Linked DNA regions of Mus musculus: region 2 is linked to region 1. Evidence: chromatin loops called from intact Hi-C (ENCODE). Cell type or tissue: heart. All regions are shown on one strand.

Evidence for each region. A loop is a pair of places that touch in the nucleus more often than their neighbours do. Peaks named below come from ENCODE experiments on the same cell type or tissue, not always from the same donor. Only the 100,000 strongest peaks of a DNase experiment are listed, where the experiment ranks them.
Region 2: a loop joins it to region 1, with 6 times the contacts of the local background. A loop is called at or near these places in 23 of 42 quality-filtered maps.

What each region holds. Positions count from the first base shown.
Region 1 is chr13:108,313,504-108,318,503 of GRCm38, reverse strand. Depdc1b (DEP domain containing 1B) reads right to left here and starts at 2,167. Exons shown (of 11, transcript NM_178683.4): 1 at 2,035-2,167. The coding sequence starts at 2,082. In heart, a CTCF peak has its summit at 2,305; DNase peaks (open chromatin) are centred at 1,693 and 2,213; H3K4me3 peaks cover 1,940 bases; H3K27ac peaks cover 1,198 bases; H3K27me3 peaks cover 2,478 bases.
Region 2 is chr13:108,211,923-108,216,922 of GRCm38, reverse strand. It overlaps Elovl7 (ELOVL family member 7, elongation of long chain fatty acids (yeast)), which reads right to left and starts at 2,519. Exons shown (of 8, transcript NM_029001.5): 1 at 2,423-2,519. In heart, a CTCF peak has its summit at 2,510; a DNase peak (open chromatin) is centred at 2,602; H3K4me3 peaks cover 1,858 bases; H3K27ac peaks cover 747 bases; H3K27me3 peaks cover 4,382 bases.

The DNA.
Region 1 (5,000 bases):
TGGGGGCTTCAACCATTATCATCATGATAGGGAGCGAGCAGGCACTGGAGAAACAGCTAAAAGTTAAATCCTGATACACAGACTAAGACAGAGACTCTTGGCTTAGCATGGGCTTTCAAACCTCAAAACGGAACCCCAGTGACACACTTCCTCCAACAAGGCCACACCTCCCCATCCTTGTAATCTTTTCAAACAGTTCCACTCCCTGGGAACAGAGGCATTTAAATATATGAGCCTATGAGGGCCAATCTTATTCAAACCAACCATACTGGGGTTCTTGCAACATTTCCTTTCCAGATAAGGGAGGACTGCCATTATAGTTTGCAAAAGTCATTAAAACAGAACAACCCCTATCTTCCCTCAAGTCAGAACTAACAGTAGCCATGACCCCAAGTAGTTTACACGGTAGAGCCCCTTCTGAGGATGCAATTATGAATACACCATTTCTGAGACTCTCTTTATCTTGTCGCCGTTCATACCTCTTAGAAATGAGCCCTAAAGAAAACCTACATCCACTATTCATTTCACCCTCTCTTAAAATAAATGGGACCATTCTGGGGGTTCTGTGGATTACACAACGAGGTCTCCTAGCCTCTTCACAGGCACCTTAGCCATGTGGCTTTTACCACCTCTCCATGCTAAAACGTAGAAAAGGGGCCTTCAAGGTGGCTCAGTGGGTAAAGATCCTTGCCACACAAGGCTGGCAACCTGAAAATGCTTTCTTTTTAATAAAAATGAATGTCTAGATTATAGACTCAGCCATTTCATTTGCTTTGGCCAATGATGTGTGAACAAAATGTCATGATACCATGAGCCCACTTTATGAAGAATCTGAGCAAACCTGTCAAAACTTGGTTCAACCAACACTGAAGACCAGGGTACCACGTGACACCACCCAGTGCCAGTCAAATCACCAGATAGTGACACATGAATGATTTCCATTGGAAGAACCGCTGACATGAGTCCAGCCCAGACCAATGACCCTATGCAAATATGTGTTGTTTTCAGCCAAATGAAACAAGACCACAGACCCTAAAATCTTAGGGGAAACTTTACATGTGCCATGTGATCTTTTGTGTGAAGATTCATAATCTTTATTTGATTCTCCACGCGTCCCATAAGTCTAATAAAACAAAGGTCTAGCAGCCTGAAACCTAACTTCCCATCTGTAGAAGGTGGCTTGACTCCGCAGAACACAGACTACCTGGCTCTGGAAAGAAAGAAAACTACATCTCTAGCATATGAGTCTAAAACATGAGTTTGGATATTCATCCCCACCTTTTCCAGAGTAGAGAGCAGGTGAGACTTTATTGCAAGGCAATGCAGCTATGAGTCTTCACAGACAAAACTCAAAGTCCTCTAAAACCTTCTGTCTATTCCATTGTCCTAATCCGTTTGAGGGAGAAGTCAGTAAAAGTACTTCCTCCTAGAAATAAGTTTCTGAGTGGCAAAACTTGTTTCCACAAGAAAGACCCTTACCCTGGTGCATCAGCAAAGCTTTTAGATCACCTATCAGAGCTGATCCGCTACTTGAAGTAGGTGCTGACAACTGAAACTCCGGGGGCAGGAACCTTAGAGGGGCAATCCACCTCCGTGCAGTGCACCGTTACAAAGAACACTTGTCAAGTGTCAACAGTGTCACTCAGGAAGGAGTCACGCCCTGCCTGGAGCACCGCAGTCCGCAAGAGCTACCCCCATAGGTGGTCCTATGGCTCCACCCACGGTCGATCTTGCCCTGGAAGCTAGAGTAGGTCCCTAGGACAAAGGGGAACGCGATCGCCTGAGGTTCGGTTCCCCGTTAAGGCTGAAGGCGCCGTCCAAAGCCGAGCATCCAACTACCGGCGGCAGAAGTAGTTCATGCCACCTTGGTAGGGCTGACTCCGGGCCTCGTCTGCCCGCTGTGGGACAGAGTGTGCAGCAGCGACCGGAGCAGGCACACGACCACCAGCACCGGCAACCCCCGAGCGACTGCACACTGCCCGAGTCTTGGCGGTGACAGCGGCGCGGGGTCGGCTCGGCCCCACTCTCACTCACCAGCCTGGTGGCCCGGTACGGCCCGGGTCCCACTACGCGGTGCTCCATTGCCAACGCGCAGCAGTCGCGGGGCAACGCCGGCGGGGACTCCAGACGGAGCTCGCCGCGCCGCAGTTTGAATCACAAGCCCGGAGCTTCGGGGCGCTGATTGGACGTTGCGAGGGCACGTGACAGGAACTGTGTGGTGGGCGGGGCTGTTTGTGTCCTGGATTTCACTACCCGGGGTTGCGCCTCCAGCACCTAGGAGGAAAGAACACTTTCTCCTCGCCAATGGGCGCTCGGATGCTTGCGGACATGACTGATCGCGCCGCGTACCGCCGGCACACAGTGGATGGCGCTGCCCAAAACCTACCGGGACTGTCCCTGCCGCGAGTCCACTCGGAACACCAGCTCTGCAGCCTCGGAGCCCAGTGAGCCAAACCTAGCTGGAACCCGATAGATAATTCCTGTCAGCACCCAGGGCAGAGAATCCGGAGGTTAGCAAAGAGGAAGAAGTGGGTGGTGAAAGGAAGCGAGTTGACTTGACAGCTGTCCAAGGGGAAGGACATTTCTAAAGCAGATAAAGGCAACCTGCCATAAGGAGTGTAGAAAGAGCGATAAGGAGAGGCATGGTCAGCGTCTGCTGTGTTCCCTTGATAAATAAAGTACAGTAATCTTTCTCCTCCTTGAACTTAGGTTTTGTATTTAGGAATCTGACAGAAATTGTCAGTCCTTTGTGGGGTTGATGAATTCGTCTTCTCTGCACTGAATCACCTACACATCTCCTGCCCGTGGGAATTGCTGGTCCAACTTGCAACTGTTGAAAGAGACAAATGACTTCACTTTATACTATATGCCTTTAGCTCGGTGACAATGAATCTATGTCTGGACTCCTCCGTGAAGACTGCTGAACAACTCCACCTTGATCATAGAAGGTGATAGGCAATAGACATATTAGACAGTGATTAATTCAATAGCTAGTGATTAATTCAGACCCTCAAAACTGGTGAAAGTCCTGAGAATAAATAGGGCTGAGCATGGGACACTGGTATGAACACCCGTAAGATGCTGTCTTCCGAACATAATATGGTTGACCTGGCTGTTCATTCATGAATTCACAGCAAGACCTACACACGATGGAGCCTGTCAATCAATATTCTAGCATACCAGGGCAGGAAGGGCGTATGAGCCAGTAGTGAGGAGATTATTGGAAATGAATGGCTGCTGAGAGATGCCATCTATTTTCTTCCAGTAAAGAGCCTAACACCCATGCTCATGTTTGGAACCCTAATTAAACTCAGTGAGTCACTGTCTTAATCAGGGTTTCTATTCCTGCACAAACATCATGACCAAGAAGCAAGTTGGGGAGGAAAAGGTTTATTCAGCTTACACTTCCATACTGCTGTTCATCACCAGGGAAGTCAGGACTGGAACTCAAGCAGGTCAGAAAACAGGAGCTGATGCAGAGGCCATGGAGGGATGTTCTTTACTGGCTTGCTTCCCCTGGCTTGCTCAGCCTGCTCTCTTATAGAACCAAGACTACAAGCCCAGAGATGATCCCACCCACAAGGGACCCCTTGATCACTAATTGAGAGAGTGCCTTACAAATGTATCTCATGGAGGCATTTCCTCAACTGAAGCTCCTTTCTCTGTGATAACTCCAGCCTGTGTCAAGTTGACACAAAACTAGCCAGTACAGTCACTAAAAGAAAAGAAACCAAGATCACAAACTAAAGCCTGGATATGCTCAGTTCCGATTTTTGAGGGCCTGAGGTGAGACAGCTCTGGTAGTAAAGGCACTTTCTGCTAAGGCCAATGAGTTTGATCCTAAGAGGCTACATGGTGGAAGGAGAGAACTGACTGCCAGGAGTTATGCTCTGACCTTCACAAGTGTGCTGTATCATGCTCAGACACAAACACACATACATAATAAAATAAACCAATCCAGATTCAAAACAGAGATTGCTGAACAAAGACTGAAACCCCCCATCTCATCCTACCCTGTCCAGGTGTATATTTAGTCTTGTTATGAAAGACAAAAACAAACAAGCAAAAAAACAAAACCTGATTGGTCTTATATATGCTGAATATATATTACTTTTGTAAATTTAAAAAGAGGTAACTTTACTTCTTTATACCTCCAAATGTTGTGGAATGGTCCTGCTTGTCTATGATGAGAGTTGCCAAAGTATGCCTATATACTTTAATATAAGAGGCAGATGGAAAAGAAATTCTAGTCTTGTCCACCATGATGGTAAAGCTGGAATCCTGCAACAAAGTTTGCCCATCCTTAAATTATGCAGCTTTCGACTTCCATGGAAATCACAAACAGAAATTTGCTACATCTAGACTTCAACAACAACCAGTGTACTAACAAGCCGAGTAACTTGAAACTCAGTATTTAATTCCCCTCTGCTCACAGGCAAAATGGAAATCTTGATGGTTGTCTTGCCGAGTTGATACAAGGACTTGAAATGATATATTCAGGTACTCAAGTGGTGCCCAGTATAGAAAAGATGGACCTCGGGGACTTGAGAGATGGCTCAGCAGCTAACAGCCCACACTGCCTTTGCAGAATACCAGAGTCCATAGCTCAGCACCCACATCAGGCAGCTCCCAATGTCTTGTAACTCAAGAAGATCCACTGCCTATTCTGGCCTCCACAGGCAACTACATTCACATGCACGTACCCACACACAGGCATACACACACCCGCACATAATTAAAAATAAAATATTTGTAAAAGAAGCTACCTTTGAAAACAAAATCACACTAGCTTCTTCAGCATTTTCCCAAGTCCTCTATGAGCCACAGATGATAATTTCCATTAACGTAAAAGGATCAAAGATCCACATATCAGAAGCCACAAGGGCAGCCTTTGTAGATGTCCTGTAAAGGGGACTGCTGGCCATCTATCAGGCCTTTGGGATCACACACAAAAAACAGTTCAACAATTCCTACCCTCTCCATCCCCCTAAATCCAGTGC
Region 2 (5,000 bases), 100 kb after region 1:
CTCACCTGTTCACTAATGTTTTATGCACTTTTATGTATGTACTGTATTTCCAATTTTTTTTAAAAAAAGATTATTTTGAGATAACTTACTGTTGTTTCCTATTTTGTTTTGAGATTCACACTTCCTATAAAATTTGGCTCCTGTATCACACCAGGAGATGCAATGATGAATCAGGACGACTGGGTACCTCAGCGTGGCAATACACTCAGCAGAGGTTTTTCTCTGCTCCCATTTGCATTGTCTGCCAGTTCCCCCACGCCTACCAGTGCAAACTTATGAAAGGCTGGCTTCTACTACCATCAAGGCTACTACTGCCCTGAGCTACCTTAGCTCACGGTGCACTTTGGTCTACAAATATCTATTAAGTGACTACTACAAAGAATGCCTGATAGTGTAACATTTTAAGTTGCCCAGGACCTGGAAGAAAGCAAACACTTACTAAAGAAGATAATCAAAATGTGTATTGACTGAGGATGGGGCTCAGTTTGGTTCGATGCTTATCTAGCAGGCATAAAGCCTCCGGTTTCCCTCTCCAGCACTGAATAATACTGGAAATGGTGGCACATGCTTATAATCCCAGCAATTCAGAGGTTAGAGGCAGGAGGATCTGAAGTTTAAGGTCATCCGAGGCTACACAGAGAGTTCGAAGCCAGCCTGGAATACACGAGACCTTGTCTCAAAATAAATAAGAGGGAAAAGAAAGGTGGGTATGATGAGTGATAGTATGTGTTCGCTTTGGGAAAGAGGAAGTGTGGTGAAGAGCGATGGGAGGGGTGCAGGCTGAGACTGACAAAGGCAGGAGAGATCTGGAGAGAGCTGGATAAATCCATAATTGGGGTTAGGGAGTGGTAGCAGGAGGCGGGATGGCTGAGATTTTGCATCTTGGTGACTAGGTTAATGGTGGCGGAAACCATCTTCTACGGGAGCGTTGGGAAGGCCTGGGGCACAGAAACGGAGTATTATAACGTCTCCTCAAAGATATTAGACTCAACTGAATACACAGGGCCCCTGGATTGTAATTGAAGTTAAGTAGACTTGAAAAATGAGGTTTTAGGAAGTCAACCTGTCAATCTAATTTTTTATCTTTTAAAGATATCTATCTTATAAAGGGCTGGGCACGTGTGGTTCACACCCCGTAGCAGGGAGACAAGAAGAGGGATCAAGAGACTGATATCAGCTTTAGCTGCTACAGTAAAAAACAAACAAGGAGGAAAAGGGGCCAGAGATTAAGTGTCCCGGGCCTGATGCTTGAACCTGCATAGTGCTTAGTAGCAGTAAGAACCAAGAACTCTGGGTTCATCAGACTAGCAGAGTGGCCAAGAGCTCCTGGCTGGCTGGAAGCCAAGCCCCAAACTGAAAACAATATCTACTTGAAGACTGACAGGGTTAAGCTCTCAGTGTCAGGCACACAGCACTGGATAAGCATCTGCTATGGGGTAAAGGGAAAGGGATTTTTTTTAAACCTAGTCCTCGATGACCTTGGGGAGAACAATTTCCCCCGAACAAAAACTGCAAATTGTAAACCACAAGCGCAAAGTACGGCGGCGGCGGCAGTCACTAAAGAGGATGAGTTTTATACAAGAAACGCAAAACAGGAGTGAGTGGAAGAAAAGATGACTTGGGAGCTCGGAGCTGAGAGAAAACGCTCATGGGCAGCTTCAGGGACAGGAGGGAGTTCAGTAGGCAATCGCCGGGTCTCTGAAACTATTGTTCAGTGGGAGTGGGACTTTTGTGCCTTGCTGCCAGCCGGACCGCTCCCACCCCGAGTTCCAGTTAGTCCCCAAAGGCGCTCCTCTGAATCCGGTAAGTTTGAATCAGCGAGGGCTGATAAGAAAGAAAGGCCCACTTCACACCACAAGACACCTAGGCGATAAATGACAGGAGTTGCCACTCCGTCTCCAGAACGACCTGTTCCACAGCCGTGGACTCATCCTCCCTCCCTGGCCCGCAGCAGTCACCGGGACGGGATGCTGTTCCCGGAGCCAAAGAGACAGCGCCCTGAGTTCCCTCGGGCAGGCGGGACGCACCCAGAAGCAGGAAGAAGGGATAGCTGGTTTGTGAAGAGGAGTCTGGGAAGCCAGGACCCGGAGCCGAGAAAGTGACCTCCGCGGTCCAAGGTCGAGCAAGACCTTCCCTCCTTGAGTCTCAACCGCAGCAGCTCAGCACCCCATGCCCCGGAGGGCCCCGATCTTCCCTAGGGGTACAGGGCTCCAGGGCTCCGGGAGGCACAGGTGAGCGCGGCGCGCCCGACCAGCGAGCAGCACCGCCAGGAGGGAGGCCCTGCCCGGCCCCACGCCGCTTCCTTTCCCGTGCGACCCCCAGGGGCTCGACCCCTTCGGCTCGCGCGTCCTTCCCCCGCAGCCCTCCGCGCCACCCCCGAAAGCCTCGCCCAGTCTGCTGGGGCCCGCAGCCCCGCACTCACCGCGCCGAGGGGCGAGCAGCGCGCGCGGGAGCCGAGGGCGGCGGCGGGCAGTGCGAGCGCAGCTCTCACAGCGGCCCCTGCTGCCGGGGCTGCGGACCAGGCTGCGAGGGGCGGAGGCGGTAGGGTGGCACCTGCCGGCTCTCCCAGCCCCGCGCGTCACCCGGGACCGCCCCCCGGCCCGCCTGCCCGTCGCCGCCAGGTGACGCCGAGGGGTGGGGTGTCATGCCAGCCTCTCCCGCTGCCGCCCTCGCCGCGGGTAGAGCCTGGCCCCGAGCAACCCAGGGTGCAGTAGGGGGCCGGTTCCCGTCCGCTCTACTGGTGCCCTTTCTTTCTGAGAGTGAATACCAACATCTGGATTCATCCGCATGCTTAACCAAAATACTATGGGAATTGTCGTCCTGCTTGACTCTAATGGATTACAGGACCGGTCGAGGGAGGGCGCGGCTGGAGGGAAGAAGGGATGAAGGAGAAATAGGTCTCTAAAATGGAGACCAGACCAGTAAAGATGCCCAAGCCAGATTTTGGCAGCTCGATCCCTTTTAATTATTAAGAATGAATTGTTGAAAAATAGGAGGCGCGGGGAGGCTTTTAGTGCAATGAAGAACAGACTGTATGCAACTTTTTTTTATGGTGATCAGAACAAGGAACAGAGTCTAGCAAACTCCCGTCTCCTTCACTGATTGATGGATTGGAATTGCTGAACTGGATGAATGTAGGCCTGTGCTTGTGCACTGGACTTTTTTTTTTTTTTAATGAGCTAGTCCTGTGTTTAGTTATGATCATAATAAACACTGTAACGATTTCTAAATCAAGCACAGGAAGGCAAAATGTAAGTCTAGAGGTATCTGCTTCTATAGCAAAACCTAAAACTAGAATTGATCTTTCAACTAGAACATCCCCTATCCTCCATCCCCCTCCTACACTCCCGAGAGTTTGCCTTCCCTGTGCGGACTGCCTCACCACATGGGCTCTGCTTGCTCTAGAGTTCCTAGCCTAGAATCAGGGTAAGAAGTCTCTTGACAAGTAGAGACCTTGCATAGGGAAAGCAAAAACAAGCAAGCAAGACAGCCTTCCATGACCCAACCCTAGAACATTGAAAATAAGGTTTCAGTGTCTACCTAAAACTCTGGGCACTCCCACTGAATAGTCAAGGAGACAGCAACTCCCAAAGGACAGAAGTTCAAATGCAAATTAAGACGCTGAAGATATCTTCTACTGGAGATGTAACTTGGTGGTAGAGGGCTTGCCCGGCTTGTGCAAGTTCCTGAGCTCAGTGCTTTACATCAATCAAAAAACAAACTAATGAATCCTTGTTTATGCTCTTCTTTCATGTTACAAATAAGTTGTTTGGTAGATTTGGAAACGCCTTAAAAATTAGAGACAATTGTCACATGCCTGTCACTGTTTCTGTCTGTATAAAATTTCAAACATGCAAGAGCCTAATTAGATTCATTTAATTAGATTTAAGACCTATTTAATGCTGTTACCCCCACCCCACCCCACCCCACCCCAGGATCTAAAGATCCAGCAGACAACCAAAACAAACTAAAAATGTTCTGTCTTTTCAGGGAGGGAACTTTCAGTCTAACCAGAGCTTACAATAAAGTTAATACATAACCAGGTCAGGAAAAAAAAAATGTGTTCAGGTCCTGACAAGCACCACGGGAAGGGGAAGGGCATGGGGATTTTTGAGGGGGGATGGGAGGGGGAAGCTTCATTGTTGAAGGCCTCTGTGAAAGGAGCCTTTTGCATCTCGTGTTTTTGAGATTCACTATGCAGCAGAGGCTGGGAATAAAACTTCTGATAGTAACCCAGGCTATCCTCAAACATATATCCCTCCTGTCCCCTTCTCCCCAGTGCTGAAATGGCAGGCTAAGAGGAAGTCTGTGTGTATCGGGTAAGAAGCACTCTAGGCAACAGGAACAGTAGCTAAGCTGAAGGCATGGGCACAGAGACAGCAAGGAGGCCACATTTCCCAGAGGACCTAGGAGGTTGTGGGAGCTGAACTGGAACAGGGAGGGCAACATCGAAGTCTCAAAGGAGCAGTTCTGAAGAGTGGCACCTTCTGGTCGCTCAGTTTTCTTTTCTTTTCTTTTTCTTTTTTTCTCTTTCCTTCCTTTTTTCTTTTTTCTTTTTTTTTTTTCTTCCTCCTTTTCTTTCTGCTTTTCTCTTTTTGGGGGCAAGGTCTGGCTATGAAATCTAGGCTGCCCTCAAACTTTCAAATCTTCCTGCCTCAGCCTCCTAAGTGCTGGGATGATAGGCCTTTGTTCCAGCCTGGCATTTTAAAGTAAGTGTTCTAACAATGTTACTGAGAGTGGTATAGAGGATGGGGAGGAATGGCCGAGACATAGCAAGGAGACAGTTAAGAGGCTCTTACACAGTCCAGATAAGATAAAGCAGAGGCAAGGAGGAGCTGGTTGAAGTGAAAAGGCCAGGCTTTAAAATACATTCTGGCATTCAGAGGCAGAGGCTGGTGGGTTCAAGGCCAGCCTGGTTTACAGAGGGAGTTCCAGGTCAGCCACACCCTGTCTCATCTCCCAACCTCCAATACATCTTGACGACAAGGGCCAACCCGATT